Regions from separate parts of the Homo sapiens genome. Here all the other regions are linked to region 1. Evidence: chromatin contacts called from ENCODE Hi-C or POLR2A ChIA-PET data. All regions are on one chromosome and are shown on one strand. The core of a region is the stretch at or near the end of the contact, and the rest is flanking DNA. Distances in the headings are between cores, read along the strand shown.

Region 1 (3,586 bases), core at 702-3,201:
AAAGAATGCCTACTCTATAGGCAGAACAGCCTCTGGAGTTATCCATTTTTGTGGTTATTTCTTGGTTATATGCTAAACAAGGAGTGAATTGTTCATGTCTCCCCTTTTTAAACCGTATAGGGTAACTTCCTGATGTTGCCATGGTATTTGTAAGCTGTCATGGTGCTGGTGGGAGTGTAGCAGTGAGGACGAACAGAAGTCACTCTCATTGCCGTCTTGGTTTGGCAGAGTTTTATCTAGCTTCTTTACTGCAACCTGTTTTATCAGCAAGGTCTTTATTACCTGTATCTCATGCTGACCTCCTATCTCATCCTATGACTAAGAATGCCTTAGCCTTCTGGGAATTCAGCCCAGTAGGTCTCAGCCTTATTTTATCTAGCCCCTATTCAAGATGGAGTTGCTCTGGTTCAAATGTCTCTGATAATCATAATTTTCATCAATTTATGAAAATATTCTGTTTCTCATTGTAATTATAACTTTACTTTCTCTGGCTAGAAATGCCATAAGCATAGTTTCTTTTATCTTTACCATTTGTCTAATACTCTTTATTCTTTTAGATTTGATGTTTCTTTGTCCTTTTGATTTATATATTAGGAGTCTGATAGCCCAGGTAGTTTTATGTTTACTCTGGGTATTTGCCCTTTGGAAACAAATTTTTTCCTGTTTACTTTCATTATTGTCTTAACTAATTTACCTGCTTTTTCTTCTGCTATTTTGTTTTATGCTACTCCTTTTTGATCTTTCTTAATATTTATCTCGTTTTATTGAATCTTTAGTTTCTGTTTTATTCTCATCAGTCACATATCTTTTTTCTGGAACATCTATTATTTTATGATTTTCTTTCCTTGGCTACCCATGTTGATCATCAATCATCTTCACTCTTGGCAATTTGAACTCTTTTATGTTTTACTTGACGCTCTGGGAGATATTTAAGTTACTATTCCACAGGACCAATTCATTTTATGCATTGTCAATTCTATTCATTAATGCCTCCAATTCACATATTCATTTCAATTCTGTATGATTACAGAACTTTTTACATTTTAAATTTAAGAATGCTTCTTTCTTTATCTCTGTCTTCATCTTAATGAATTTTCTCCCTGTAATTTTATGCTCTTTTTTCATAGTTGCCATGTAGTCCTGCTTCCTTTAATGACATTAAGAAAATGTCATCATAAATTTTTTCTTTCTGATTTAAAGTTATTTTTCAAATACAAGATTTTTCTCAGAATCTTTGGAAATAGGTTTACATTCCCTTCTAGTTCAGTGTTGTTTCTCTAAAGGTTTGTTTGTTTATATATTCTTGCATGTGATCTATCCAAATTTGATCTATCCAAATCTAGGATTTTGCCACAGACAAGAAGCAGATGTCTTTAGTCCTACTTACAGCCCACCTTAGAGTTGACAGTTTACCCATTTTATCTAACCTGCAGAGCAGAGCTTCCCCTCTAAAAATATTTGAAAACACAATAGAAAGCCATCTCTTGGGAAAGGTTCATCAATAGAACTGTTTGTGGTCAAGAGAATGAATTAGGTAATCACTCAGGAACTCATCCATCCTCCAAGTTTTTCAAACTTTCCTCCTTGCTATAACTTACCAATTGACTTGTCCCCTCTCATAATACCAACCTGGTGAGCTCCAAGCACACAGAACACCATGTGACTTTGCCTGGGAGCTCTGTGGAAAGTGCTGTTTGTTTAAACTGATTGACATCATTTCCTGGAGAATTCAAGGAGTCAAAGTTAAAAAAAATTCTCTAACACTTTCAAAATGAGCAAAATTTTTCACATCATTCTTTGCTTTGGGATTTGCACTGCTAAGACAGCTGCAATAGCAACAGAAATTTAAACCCCAACAAACCACAAAGCTAAATAACAGCTTTCTACTTTTCAAAACTCAGGGGAAAACTATGCACAAGTCACAACTTGTCATGTGCTTCAGTAACTGGAATGTAGTGAGGTGAACTTCAGGTAAGCATCCCACTGAAACAAGGCCAGACTGTGGGCTTCCATGAACATACAGTTTCAAGGAATATCAGTGGGACTGACAACATTTATTGTAATGCAGTTTGCTTCCATTGATCTTCATACTGGCTAAAATCAGAAACCTGGAAAAATAGGTTTTGTATTTCAAGAGGTCTTACAATTTCCTTGAAAAGAGTTTTTTTTTCTAGCTTTATTTGTCATCTATCTCTTCTATGAGACTCTAAACTTGCAAACTGCCAATCCTGCCTGAGAGTAGGTGTTTCTGGGGAGGGTGAACTGAGAAAGGCATGGATGTGGTTTGGGAAAAGAGGGATGTGAATTTCACAACAGCAAAATGACTGTCTAAACCCACTTCAGAGAGAAGGAAATGGCTTAGTGACAAACATCTCAGGTGTGGGAAGTGAACTGAAATGGCTTTGATTCCGTAGTGTGAAAAGAACAAAAGAGTTCTTTGCTTATCATTCAGCTGCCTCAGACTCCTCCACCCTTTCCCTCTTCCTGCCTCCCTCTCATGTTCTGTAAGCTCAGTCCTTTGGAAAGTAAAATCTTGCTGCTCCAGCATTTAATGTTATGCCATTGCTCAGCAATGATCAGGATCTGAAAAATATCTCATCAGCAACTTAAACATTAATCATAGGTTTTTGAACTTTAAATAGTTGCTTGAACTCTAGCAAATCTTGAGTTAGATAAATAAAAATGCACACAAGAGGTTTCAGTTGTCATTCAAATGCTCACAGTTTATTTGGTCTCTGAGGCTCTGCAGCCTGTAAGAAAGAAGGAGTTCTTTGCATTTTGGTACTTCTGAGTAAAAGCAGTTGTGAAAAATATGTAAGGTGATAGCTCATTATGCATCTTCTGTGAATTTCAGGGAAATGTAAGGTTGGAGGTTTGATCAGTCTTTAGCTCTTTCCCTCTGCCACTCTAATTCATACCCATTGATGAGTCAGAAGCAGACTCTCAGAAAAGAGAACTAAAGCCATAGCTCAGAAAAAGTAAGTTTTATTTAGTGTTACATGTTACTTTTATTAAAGAAACCATGGAAGATTTTCTGAACCAAAGGAAGACTATAATGTGGTTGGCTAGAAATGAAGATAAAAGGTTTCTCCAGAAGGCAGGAGGCAAACTCACAGCATTTCCTCCCTGTTGCTAAGTTATGTAAGGAGCAAGATCATAATCAGAATGTTTCTTTGGTGAGCATGGAGCTTAATTTAAAAAGGAATTCAGATGATCTCATAAAGAGTCCTTCAACTGAAAGAGGAATAGCCTTGCCTGTGGATAACGCATTTATAGTTCCACTGACCAAGAGTCCTCTCACTGGGCTGTACTGAATAAATACCCTTCAACAAAGTCCTGTGTGCTATGCAGGTTATCTGCTGGTGATAAATTTTATTTTCTTTATGAACTCAAAATTTCATAGAATCATGAGCAAAGACATATTCAACAATTTGATTTGATTTATACAAAGAAAGTAAAAACCTCCCAAAAAACAAAGCACAAAAACCCATCTTTTCATAAACTTCTTCAAGAGCACCTCTACTGTATTTAGTGATAGATACATGAATCTAAATCAGGTATCTAAGGATAAAATAATGATGTGGGA
Region 2 (3,586 bases), core at 779-3,278, 390 kb before region 1:
TTAAGAAGCTGCCAAGTCAAGCAGTACCACCATTATCCCATCCAAACAGATGTTATCCTATTTTTAAAGACTTCTGGGAAAGGGAGATTCCCTAACCTTCCTTAGCAACCCACGTGGATGTTTAACAACACTTGCTGTCAGGGATGCTGGTTCTCTGAGCCTGGCTTGAGTATTTTTACATTTTTCTATGTGCTCGTGTTTTTCCTTGTCCTCGTTTCCTCTTTTGGTACTAATTTTTGTTTTTTCCCATTAATTTTGTTTGTAGCATCTTTTTTCTGCAAATAAAAAAATCTTAAATGACCCCCCAAAATTAAACAAAATACGTAGAATATTATTTTACATATCACACATCTTTGGGATGGAAATGAGTTTTAACTTAGATTTTATACAAATAGTACACAGGCATTTGATATTCACTTCCCATATGTATGTCTATTAGACATTTATTAATTTGTGTGAGTTAAGGACATATATCACTTTATTGAAATGCATTACATTTTGGCAGTGTTAAGTATTTGAACATATCATTTTGCTTTAGTCTTTAGTTTCTTCTGAATGCTTTACAAATTTTCTATATTTTTCTTAAGTTGATAAGTTTTGAACTGGATAAGAAATTCTTATAGAGGTCTGAGCAGTGCTGAAGATCTTGGGCAGAACAGCTCTTTCATTTCTGCCTTGTTAATTTAGAGTGTTTGCCTCTCAATCCATCTGTACATCTAGAAATCTGTATTAGTCAGGGTTCGCTAGAGGTAAGAACTAATAATATATATGTATATATGAAGGGGAGTTTATTAGGATAATTGACTCACGATCACAGGGTGAAGTCCCATAATAGGCCAGCTGTAAGCTGAGGAGCAAGGAAGCCAATCCAAGTACCAAAACCTCAAAAGTAGGGAAGTCGACAGTGCAGGCTTCAGTCTGTGGCTGAAGGCCTGAGGGCCCCTAGCAAACCACTGCTCTAAGTCCAAGAGTCTGAAAGCTGAAGAACTTGGAGTCTGATGTTCAAGGGCAAGAAGCATCCAGCATGGGGAAAAGATGATGACCAGAAGACTCAGCAAGTCTTCTCATTCCACTTTCTTCTGCTTGCTTTATTCTAGCTGCATTGGCAGATGCTTAGATGGTAACCACTCAGATTGAGGGTGGGTCTGCCTCTTCCAGTCTACTGACTCAAATGTTAATCTCCTTTGGCAGCACCCTTGATATGATTTGGCTGTATCCTCACCCAAATGTTATCTTGAATTCCCACGTGTTGTAGGAGTGACCCAGTGGGAGGTAATTGAATCATGGGAGCAGGTCTTTCCCATGATGTTCTCATGATAGTGAATAAGTGTCATGAGATATGATGGTTTTCAAAATGAGAGTTTCCCTGCACAAGCTCTCTGCTTTTGTCTGCCGCCATGTGAGATGTGCTTTTCACCTTCCACCATGATTGTGAGGCCTCCCCAGCCATGTGGAACTGAAAGTCCAATAAACCTCTTTCTTTTGTAAATTGCCCAGTCTCAGATATGTCTTTATCAGTGTCATGAAAACAGACTAATACAACCCTCACAGACAAACCCAGGAACAATACTTTGCATCCTTCAATGCAAACAAGTTGACACTCCATATTAATCATCACAGTAGCTGACCAATTATCCTTGAATACCCAGCTGGCCATATCTCATATAGAAATTGTGATTTGACAGGTACCAGGAAAGTTATGTTGTTTTGAAAGAGTTCTTATTATCAGGTACCTGAGGGCCTGAAATTCCACTAATAGTGATTCATTTCATTGTACTATTTTTTTGTGTGAACTATTTTAAAATACAATAACTTTCCAGAATTTTAACACTTTGATCAATTTACTCCAAGAAACTGACCTCCAAGTGTACTTCTCAGATAAGTCACTGGATGTCTGGTAGATGTCTGGGAATGAAGATATATAGACAGAAGATGAACATACACTCTAGTTGGCAGTGGATGATCTTGATTCATGCCATTTGTCCAGATGTAATGATTCATAGCTTCCCCTTTTGCTCTCAAATGTATGGTCATCTTTGTAAAGTCAACCAAAGCAGGAAATGGTTATTAAGTGAAGCTGTGAGGAGTTTGGGGAATAACTTTAGAGGACTTAGATCTGAACTTGATTCCCTGCTCTCTTACTTGTTGGCTGAGTGACAAAGGGCAGGTTATTTAACATTTCCTACTCTCACCTCCCCACTGACAAACACAGACTTAATCTTAAGTGTCTTTTGGATACACCTTGTAATGATGCAGCCATTAATATTGGTAACTCCTATTTTGCACAGGCTTGGCATTTGTAAACTATTCAAATCTACCAGACACAGACACTTTTCTACTCCGGGGTCACCCTCTTGTTATTTGCATTTCACTTCTAATTGTATTCCTAAATTTCATCTTTATCAATTCTCTTTTATACCTATTGTCTTTGTTCAGGCCACTATAACAAATTGTCATGAAATGGATGGCTTATAAACAACAGAAATTTATTTCTCACAGTTCTGGAGCCTGAAAGTCCAAGATCACAGCGTCAGCATGATTGGGTTCTAGTGAGGGCCCTCTTTCAGGTTGCAGACTCTGGGCTTCTTGTGTCCTCACATGCTGAAAGAGAGTGAGCTAGCTCTCTGGCCTTTTCTTATAAGGACATTAATCTCATTCAGGAGGGGTCCACCCTCATGCGTAAATGAGGCTCAAACTTTCCTTACCTATTTGTAACATTTCCTCCAAAATATTAGAAAACCAGAGATGTACTGAGTTTATCCTTACAAGAAAGTTATAGATAAAGCATTGCATATAATCCTATATTCAATTTTTAACTTCAACTGAGTAATACCTATATCCAGTGGGGCAGAGGTTATAAGAAGTCTAGATTATATAAACCCTATTAAAAATTAAGAGTCTACCAGACCAATAACCCAAGGGGTAAATCTATGTATTTGGTCCCTGGAGAGAATTTAGATTGTGATCCAGATGTATCTGTACTGCTCCTACCATAACCAAATTTTGCTTTGTACTATACCACCAGGCTGTTTGCCCCCATTCCATTTCAGTGCACATACATTTGTTGAGCTCCTACTTTTGGTCAGGTGTGGAGAGAAAAAGACCTTTACTTCCCAAAGGTCTCACCCCCAGATAGTGCTACCATCACATTGGGGATTAGATTATAATCTATGAATGTTAGAGAATACCAACATTCAGTCCATAACACTTACCAAGAAAACTGATCTCACAATCTGCACCACTCTGTCTGGCAATGGCTTTGACACCTTCATCTGTGTTATTGGATATTGTTCTATGTATGTTCATTCTGTCCTACATACCATATTGTCAGGTTTTTGAAAGCAATAAGATTCATCTTCCCTTTTTACTAGGAATCTAACACAATGTGGAAAAAATAAAGAACTGTCAGAATCATATTACTTCACTGAGTTAAAACTCTAGGCTTATGTATCATTCTCAGCTTCATTCTCGAATTATTTTCACTGAAAATAAAAGGTGTTAAAATTATTGCCAGTTTGTAAAAGGAGTGAAATAATTTAAAACAGATGGAAACATTCTTGGTAAGTATAGGAATTGCATCCTTCAG
Region 3 (3,586 bases), core at 649-3,148, 270 kb before region 1:
TAGCATTCTCATATTAATATTTTTTTTCTTGTCACTAGTGAGTGTTTGCATGTGTGTGTGCATTGGATTGACGGGAGGGAAGGTGACTCTGTTGGTACATCCTGAATACTAGGATCTTGTTCGGCCCAATCGCAGTGTTACAGGTATCTTGTTAACATTCAAGCCTTGATGCTTTGAAATAGCAGTTTTGCCGTAATTCATTGCCTAAATTCTGACTTCCTTACTAAGAACAGGAAGCATAGTGAAGTTTGGTAGGAGAGAAACATACCTCGGACAGTAACTGTGGCTAAACCATAGTCATGGCATTTAACATTAATGTGAAACATAAGATTTGTAAGTCTTCCAAGTACCATTTCTTAATGCTTACAATAAGATGACGAATTTCATAGTTCCCAAGATGAAAAGATGGAAATAGAACTCAGTGAGATTACTGACCTGACTTAGGAGAGCTAAAATATTAGGTTTCTCTTTCAAATACTTCCTTCTTGCAGCTTGCAAGTATGCTCATCCCTCTGCAATTCTCTTCATTAAAAAAAAAAAGTTTAGAGATTGAATGTTTATGTTTGTATTGACCTGTGGAATCCTCAGTTGCTTTTCTGTTGAATCCATTGTGCAATACCCAACGTATTGTGGGTTGGTAGGAAAAACTCTTTTAAGATTAAAAAAAACACATAAGGTATAATTCATTAATAATTTCATTCTGTTTCTGGATATGTTTTCTTCCCATTGTCAGCCAGTGTGGGAGGAAAGAGAAGAATGGAAGAATATTGCTGGAGTTGAGGGTGTTGTGTGGGTATGTGCCATCCGAAAGTATGTTACAGGAGAAAAAAATTCTTTTTATAATAAAAGTAAAATTCAAGTACTCGAAGTAACAGAAGATTATTAAATCTATTGTAGTGAAAAGTTATGATTCTAATGCTCTGAAAGTCTTAATCATTAAAGACATATGTTAACCAAAGGCATACATATGCATAAATATATGTACAAAAATGGTAATTTTGTGCTCCCAGGCTCAAACCTAAAATGTCATTCATAACACTATTGCTGCTGCCAATGGAGAAAATTTGCATAAGACTAAGGCAAAACTACCCATTCTTTCCTGTCCTGGAATAGAATTATAATTTCCAAACCGACAAATTTTAAACAAGGCCAGAGTTTCCTTTCACCTGGTTCAAAGTGAATTCTGATTAAAAGCTTCCAATGATAATATCTATAACCACAAAGCAGGCTCACCGTAGCTTTCTCTTGTGGGAACTCTAGGCTCTCCCTTCTAGAATTGCCCTTAGTGGTGGCCTGCTCTTTCTTTCTCTACATCCACCCCTTCCCTTAACTTGGGGCTGCACACGTCCAGCTTGCTCTATGAAGCCATTTGCGACCACTCTAGTCCCCACAGAACTCTTCCTGTTCTCAACTCCTATTATCCTTAGAGTCTTTTTCACACATTTAGCTTTTATTTTTTTAAAACATACTTTTTTTCTGTATTAGCTCAGTCACCTGTTATGTACTTTATTATAACAACTGGCACAGGTAACTAGTAAGTGTTCTTAATTGGTTGATTGTGATTTCTGGTGTCTGGCTATTAGGAAACTATTGTTACAGACTACAGTCTTGCTTCTCAAAGTGTAGACCAGCGAACTTATCACCTGGGAACTTTGGGGTTCCACGTAGACTTTCGGAATCAGAACCCATATTTTTAACAAGCTCCCCTGGTGACTCATCTACATGTGAAAATATTATAAAGCACTGCTGAGGAAGGTCCCTCTCTTGGGAAAGGGTAGAGGCCCTATAGACATTCAGCTTTCCCTTCGTGCAAGTGTTTTCCTGTTGTGATTTAGGTATCTGATCGTAGCAGACAACAGCTTGCTCTTACTGTAACTACGATGTTGTCAGTTTCATCTTTACACAGAATGAATCATGTTTAAATGTGGCCAGGGGGCTCTGTCTGAGGTCACCAGGACTGTATTTGTATTCTGATTCAAGACAACCACCAGATCCTAATCACTAATATCTCTTTAAATGGCCTTTAAAAAAAAATCTTATACTAAGAAGCAGAAAGTACGATTTCCTTTTCCTTAGTTACTTTTTTTTTTTCACTTAAAGTGCTTACACCCACTCAGCTTGCTATTTTGAACTCTGGGAAAGAAAATTTGTGGGCATCTTGCAGTCTTTCAGGAAACAAGGCTTAAATTAAATATTTGCCACATTTTCTACGTGGTTCTTCAGGAAAGTGGAGAAGCACATCACTCCTTCTTTCACTCGACTTGACAAACTTGACACATAGTGTGACTTTCAAAGTGCGGATGGCAAACAGTTTCAGTTCTTATTTGCCTATCTACACACAGACGTTCAGGTCTTTTTTTTCTTCCCATTTTTTCTTTTTGTCCTTCTCTTCCCTTTCAGTACAGAGTCTAGAATTCTTCATGTACCATATCGGTTATGTAAACCATAAGATTCCTTGAGAGTACCTAGCTTTGTGAAATCAAGGAAGATAACACGTGGATTTAGTTAACATGCACAACAAAATTTAGACTATTTTCAGTCAAACTTAGGTTTAACATATTTTATTTATAATTTTAAGTGATTTGTATTTCTGCACTTTTTCTCTATCTTTGAACTCAGAACTGTTTCACAGATAGCAGAAATAAGAGACAATGGTGGGTGGAAGGGAAGGAGGAGGGCTCTAGCTAGCTGAAGCCATTCAGCTGTGTTTTAAAGGAACTCAGGGCTTTGTCATGTAAATATTCTAAGGAATAGAATGGTTACATGAGATATTATTTTGTGGTGGTGATATTGTTTACATGCAGTTTTAATTTCATTTTGGTCAAGGAAATGAAGATATTTTATTTAAGATAGGATTTTAAGTACTTGTCTTCTATTTAATCAGCATTTTCCGGCATGTAAAGGAAGTGATTTAGGGAACCTTGTGAGGAATTCACACAATTTAATTGCTGGACATGAAGAATGAAGTATTTCCAAGCAAGTGAAATGGAAATGAGGAAAGACAGAGAATCAGGAGACTTGCAGAATATAAATGTCTATTGAATATAAATGTTAAAATGTCGTATATGTAGAGATTCATAATAATATGCAATTTTTTTAAACATGGGACAACAAAATGTTGAAAAGATGCATATGTATATAATTCAACTCAATTTTAATCAGACTGCTAATGGGAATATTCTGAGTATGACTGAATATGGAGGGCAAACAGTACACTTAATTAAATAATATAATCTGAAAAAATGGGTGAAAATTTCCCACATATACTCATGCAGAAAAGAAAATATCGATGAACATTTGAAAAAAGAAAATGAAGAGTAGTTTCTAGCTCTACCATGGATTTGAACATACTACGAAACAACAGTAATTAAAACTAACACACACACACACAAAGTTCATGTGATTATGCACATGAAAACGACCTAACACAATGCCAGTCACATCATACTGGCAGTCTGAACAAAAGTTCCATTTTAAATATGTGGATTGATGTAACTAAAGGGTGAGCCCAGAAATAGACAAATTATAATACAACATAATAAAGCAAGCTTATAGAAAGATGTGTGAGGAAGGAAAACTTAGTAAA

What was found. Hi-C counts contacts between places; a loop is a spot of excess contacts on that map. ChIA-PET counts read pairs that join two places held with the same protein, here RNA polymerase II (POLR2A). Pooled maps may share reads with other maps.
Region 2: a map of CD8-positive, alpha-beta T cell shows a loop between it and region 1 (2.6-fold over the local background). The contact joins two enhancer-like sites. A Hi-C loop is called at or near these places in 5 of 168 maps with a recorded cell type or tissue (CD4-positive, alpha-beta T cell, CD4-positive, alpha-beta memory T cell, CD8-positive, alpha-beta T cell and 2 more), 1 of 37 single-sample maps with no recorded cell type and 4 of 50 pooled maps. POLR2A ChIA-PET finds 5 or more read pairs at or near these places in 1 of 52 experiments (CD4-positive, alpha-beta T cell).
Region 3: a loop to region 1 is called in a map of naive thymus-derived CD4-positive, alpha-beta T cell, with 3 times the contacts of the local background. The contact joins two enhancer-like sites. A Hi-C loop is called at or near these places in 1 of 168 maps with a recorded cell type or tissue (naive thymus-derived CD4-positive, alpha-beta T cell), 2 of 37 single-sample maps with no recorded cell type and 13 of 50 pooled maps. POLR2A ChIA-PET finds 5 or more read pairs at or near these places in 1 of 52 experiments (CD4-positive, alpha-beta T cell).

What each region holds. Positions count from the first base shown.
Region 1 is chr6:142,568,661-142,572,246 of GRCh38, reverse strand. The region is part of intron 1 of LOC153910 (a long non-coding RNA gene); the gene reads left to right. Among named protein-coding and RNA genes, the nearest start is that of ADGRG6, 270 kb to the right of the region's middle. Within about 2 kb of position 1,951, at least 2 of the 41 ENCODE cell types and tissues checked have a DNase peak (open chromatin) inside an H3K27ac peak, as active enhancers do.
Region 2 is chr6:142,958,718-142,962,303 of GRCh38, reverse strand. HIVEP2-DT (HIVEP2 divergent transcript) reads right to left here. Exons shown (of 3, transcript XR_001744397.3): 3 at 1-3,586. Among named protein-coding and RNA genes, the nearest start is that of HIVEP2-DT, 14 kb to the right of the region's middle. Within about 2 kb of position 2,028, at least 2 of the 41 ENCODE cell types and tissues checked have a DNase peak (open chromatin) inside an H3K27ac peak, as active enhancers do.
Region 3 is chr6:142,841,248-142,844,833 of GRCh38, reverse strand. The region is part of intron 1 of HIVEP2 (HIVEP zinc finger 2); the gene reads left to right. Among named protein-coding and RNA genes, the nearest start is that of HIVEP2, 100 kb to the left of the region's middle. RefSeq lists an enhancer at 1,339-1,628. Within about 2 kb of position 1,898, at least 12 of the 41 ENCODE cell types and tissues checked have a DNase peak (open chromatin) inside an H3K27ac peak, as active enhancers do.